2 separate regions of the Homo sapiens genome follow, and region 1 is linked to region 2. The links are chromatin loops, found by intact Hi-C in ENCODE. Cell type or tissue: K562. All regions are shown on one strand.

The links. A loop is a pair of places that touch in the nucleus more often than their neighbours do. Peaks named below come from ENCODE experiments on the same cell type or tissue, not always from the same donor. Only the 100,000 strongest peaks of a DNase experiment are listed, where the experiment ranks them.
Region 1: a loop joins it to region 2, with 2.8 times the contacts of the local background. A loop is called at or near these places in 2 of 110 quality-filtered maps.

Annotation. Positions count from the first base shown.
Region 1 is chr5:34,918,219-34,920,718 of GRCh38, forward strand. BRIX1 (biogenesis of ribosomes BRX1) reads left to right here. Exons shown (of 10, transcript NM_018321.4): 2 at 146-257; 3 at 1,622-1,665. It also overlaps a transcript of TTC23L not described here. Among named protein-coding and RNA genes, the nearest start is that of BRIX1, 3.8 kb to the left of the region's middle. In K562, a CTCF peak has its summit at 1,120; no DNase peak of the experiment used is centred here; H3K4me3 peaks cover 183 bases.
Region 2 is chr5:34,698,520-34,701,019 of GRCh38, forward strand. The region is part of intron 2 of RAI14 (retinoic acid induced 14); the gene reads left to right. Among named protein-coding and RNA genes, the nearest start is that of RAI14, 43 kb to the left of the region's middle. RefSeq lists enhancers at 1,673-2,174, 2,175-2,500. In K562, no CTCF peak of the experiment used is centred here; DNase peaks (open chromatin) are centred at 832 and 1,482; H3K4me3 peaks cover 209 bases.

The sequences.
Region 1 (2,500 bases), 220 kb after region 2:
GAGGATCACTTACTTGAGCCCAGGAACTTGAAACTGCAGTGAGCCGTGAGCACTTCAGCCTGGGCAACAGTGTGAGACCCTGTCACAAAACAAGATCAGTTCAGTATAAGATTTTAAAATCTTTTAACATTTTCTTTTTCTTTAGGGAAAGTGGAAAAATAAGGAACGGATTCTCATCTTTTCTTCCAGAGGAATAAATTTTAGAACAAGACATTTAATGCAGGACTTGAGAATGTTGATGCCTCATTCTAAAGCAGGTGCCTTTATATCATATACTTTAGAAATTTCTATCTATAAACTTACCTATTTTTATGTTTTCACTTATTTTATATATTCTTCATTTGTTCAGTGTTCTCACGAAAAAAACACAATGCCTTTTATCCTTTCAAGTGCCACAATTTTTCCAGTTAACATTTCGTAAGAAATTCTTTAGATTTCATTAGGTAGATTCTTTACTTTTTAAAACAGGTGTCCTAATATTATTGAAACATTTCTTGAAGGTCCAGGAATGCCTTCACTGTAATGCTTCTGAAGGTCCTGAGATAGGTGGGATGGTTTGTCCTAAGTGCTAAGGACTGCCACATGTTGCTTTTTGGGCCTTTTTTTTTTTTTTTTTAACTGTTTTTATTGAAAAATGGACCTGGGATAGAATTCAAAGCACTTTTTAAGTTGGAGTCAGAGCCTATTTCTAAATGCCAGGTTATTTATTTATTTTTAAGCAGTGGGTTATTTTACAGGCAAGAACAGTATGGCCGGGCATGGTAGCTCATGCCTGTAATCCCAGCACTTTGGGAGGCCGAGGTGGGTGGAACACTTGAGTCCAGGAGTTCCAGACCATCCTGGGCAACATGGTGAAACCCTGTCTCTACAAAATAAAAAAAAAAAAAAATGAAAAAAGTAAAGTAAATTAGCCAAGTGAGGGGGTCACTTGCCTGCAGTCCCAGCTACTCAGGAGTCTCAAGCAGGAGGATGGCTTGAGCCCAGGAGTTCAAGGCTGTCATGAGCCGTGATTGCGCCACTACATTTCAGCCTGGGCAAGGAGCAAGACCCTGTCTCAAAAAAAAAAAAAAAAAAAAAAAAAAGTTTGGAACAGTGGAGTGGCAGCGCCATCATATGGCTGTTGTTGTGCTTATGTTGAGAGGTGCTTTGGGGTTTTTTTGTTTTTTGTTTTTTATTTTTAAAATTTTAACTTATTTTAGATTCAAGGAGTATATGTGCAGGTTTGTTACACGGGCATAAAGTCAGTTTTCTTTGACACCTAAGATTAAAAAGTGAAAGATATTTTCATTGAAACTGGTTTCCTTTAACACAGTCTTTGGTTTGTGAGAATTTTCCCATTTTTGAAAAGGATTCCTAGAATACCTAAATATTGAGAAACACTGCTTACACTATAATTTCTAATTCTTACAGACTATATTTTACTTATTTTCTTTACATTTACAAAGAGTCAAGATTTTTGAGCGATTGTTTCCAGCTCTTGTTTTGAAAATTAGTAATAAAATCTCCTTTAAACTGAAGAGTGTAAAAACACTTTATTTTCTGGATAGCATATGTGGTTTGATTGAAATAACTTTGAAATCACCTTTAATTTACTTGCTTTTTCTTTTTTTTCTTTTTCTAGATACTAAAATGGATCGTAAGGATAAGCTATTTGTGATTAACGAGGTAATTTTGGAAAGTAATTGCAACAAAATATTTTTAAAATGTTAACAGTGGCTTATTTCAAAACTAAGTCATTCAGTGACTTTAAAAATTATTTTGTAAAAACTATTCAGACACATTTTATTAACTCTTCAATAACTGGTCTTCCAAATTTTTATCTCTCACAGTTTAGTGCTTCATTCATTTCTGTTTGTTTTGTCTGAACAAGCATATTGAAATTTCCTCAGGAGAAGGATTATGTCCCATTTTTTAACCCTGTAGTGTCTAGTATTATGCTAAATCCATAGTAGGTACTCAAAAAATTATCAGTCAACATATATAAAGTAAAATAAGTCCATTAAACATATATATATATAAAACCCACATGGTAAAAAGTGTTTTGCCAGTATTAAAAGTGATTTGTGTGGAACTGGCTATTAAGGTATTACAAACTGAATAGGTTACATTTTCAAAGTATTGTTTAAGATACTACACTTAGGTATTTTTTTTAACCTCTGGAAGCACAGAACATAAATTTACATTTTAAAGCAAAATTTTCAAAACTTAGAAGAATTAGGATCATTTTTTCACTATTAGCCTTCTTTAGAGCACAAATTTTTGAACCTCTGCTGTAATACCACATTATTCTATGTGCTGTAGAAACTGTTCAACAGAGCAATGTCCCTGTCATTATGGAACTTACATTCTAATGGAGACAGGCCATAAACAAGGTTTATAATTTCAAGTAAAGACAGGAGAAATAAAGCAGGTTATAGGTTTTGGACAGCTGAGGCTACACCGGAAAAACCTGTTCAAAGGGATGGTGTTTAATATTTGAGCAGAGACGTAGTGAAGGAGA
Region 2 (2,500 bases):
GTGGCCATTCAACATCGCAGGAGTTTAGAGAAGACTTCATAGAAGGTGAGTTAGGGGCTGAGCCATCACGATTGGGTAGGTTGGGATTAACAGAGGAAACCAGTACTAATGAGTAGAGGTGGGGTGAAGAGACTCTAATGGAGAAGGATATATACATGGGCAAATAACAGAAAATCAAGTGTGATGGGAGGTATGGGCCTCTCTATACGTCATTGAAAGCCTGGAATGGGTGGGGTGGGTGAAATAGAAGAATGAGGTTTCAAGTTGATTACATTTTCACTGTAGGATGATTTGGGGTTTTGAGAGACCGTAACCAGAAAAGGGGGCCAGGACTAGGGCCAGGGCTAGGCTGGTGGCTGCTGTGGGGCAAGAACGACGGGATTTGAGTGTGCGTGGGGATGAAGAGCAAGCAGGGAGGGAGCCTAGATTCCCTGCTGATACACCAAGGAAAGTCTCTCCCTTGCACTGCCACACCCTGTCCTGCCGTGCCAGCCAAGTGTGAGTGCCCCTCATCTCCTGAGAAATCTGGCGTGGCCTTAGCATTTCATTAGGCAACTTGGTGGGAAGACACACTAGAAAACATGAAAGGTGAGATCTCTTTGATTAAACAAGAATGTTTGGGTACAACTATTTACCACTAAAATACACTTAGCTACTAGGCATCATTCTAAGCAACTTAACAAACTGTGATTTATTTATACCTCTCATTAGAGAAGTGCTGTATGTATTCCCAGTTTACAGATGAGAAAACTGCAACATGGTATCTTGCTATGTTGGTTTCCAAAAGTGGCTGTAACAAAGTACCCTAAAGGGAGTGGCTTAAACCAGAGGTCAGCAGCCTCAGCTCCTTCTGGGGCTGTGAGGAAGAATCAGCCGTGTCTCTCCCCAGCTTCTGGTGGTTTGCTGGCAATCTTTGGTGTTTCTTGGCTTATAGGAGCATCATCCTGATCTCTGCCTCATCTTTGTATAGCGTTTTCCCTGTTTGCATGTTTGTTACCAAATTTCCCCTTTAATAAGGACCTCAGTTGTATGGGAGTAGGGGCCCACCTTATTCTTAACTAATTACAGCTGCAGTCCCCCTATTTCTAAACAAGGTTACATTCTGAGACATTGGGGGTTAGGGCTTCAACATATGGATTTTGGGGGAAACACGATTCAGCCATAACTCTTGTCCAAATCACAAAGCTAAAGTAGGGTGCAGAACTTGCACCTGGGAACTCTGGGTGCGGAGCCAGTGTCCTGCCACTGCTGGTGCACACGGGTGTTTGCTGTCAGGAGAACAAAATATGATGATTCCAGCCGGCCAAGTAAAGGCCTGGACTTGAATTTCAAATTCCTCATTCCAATTTCCAGTGGAAACTGACAGATAGTAATCATGGGTAATCTTTGACCAAAACATGCTTCAGTGACAGGGACGCCTAGGAGCCAGGTACTGGATTAGCTTTCTGAAAGCTTCTGGTGCTAGAGATAAGGAGGGTGGGGAGAGGGGCGGAGAATATGGAAATCAAAGCGGTCAGACTTGTTTTGAGCTGGGTGGGGCCTGGAGAAGAGGCCCAAAGCGCAAATTGGGAACTGAGACTTCAGGTAGGTATGTTTTAAAATAACAAAAAGTACATTTTTTGTTTTAAAATAACAAAGGGTATGATTTAGCCTAGGTTGGCTGTGCTTGTGAAGGTTTGGTGCACAGTTTTCCCCTGGGTGGTGGTTTCTGATGCTGGGTTCAGGTCTTTGGGAGTTGTAGGTGCCTGGTGAATAACTGGAGGGCGGACTGTTTTGTAAGCTCTGGTCAGTGTTCAGTGAGTTAAGTCCAGCAGTCATTGGAGTCTATTGCTGTAGACTCTTGCCTTTTTAGGTGCATTTGGAAAATCCACCTAAGCCCTTTCCCCATGGTGAACAAGTGGCTTTAGGTGGCAAGTGGCAGTCTTGGACACAGTAGGACATGTGGGATACTTGTCCTTGCTCTCCCTGCAGTTCCAGCCCAGTTCCTACACTAGTCATTGTGTTGAATGAATGAGTGACTAAATGTAAAATGGAAATACTGACAGTTTATCGTCAACACCCTGTGGCCCCTCTCTGTTCAGCATTTACCACTTTATCCATGTAATGGACAGAAATAAAAGGTCAGTAGGGTTTTCTGGATGTGTTTCCTTTAGGATGCTCTGCATGCCCTCTTGGCCATGTCTGTGCTGTGTGAAATTAACAAGTATCATTGGAGGCCTTGGCTTGTTACCTACAATCTACCTGTGTGCTTATTTTGTACCCAGACTGTGAAATTATTTTGTATCTATAGCTCATTAGCTCAAGTGGTTGAAGAACCACACTAAAGAGCCACAGTTATGAATTTAGACCTTGTGTAGGCTAATTAACTAGCCTGTGTTCCTTGGGCAGAAAATTACCTAAATTTAGACCCAATTTAACTGACTGGCATCTGTGTCTGTGGTCAAAAAAGAGACTGACTTCTTAAGAGCATTGCAACTCCTTACCAGAAACATAAGAAAAG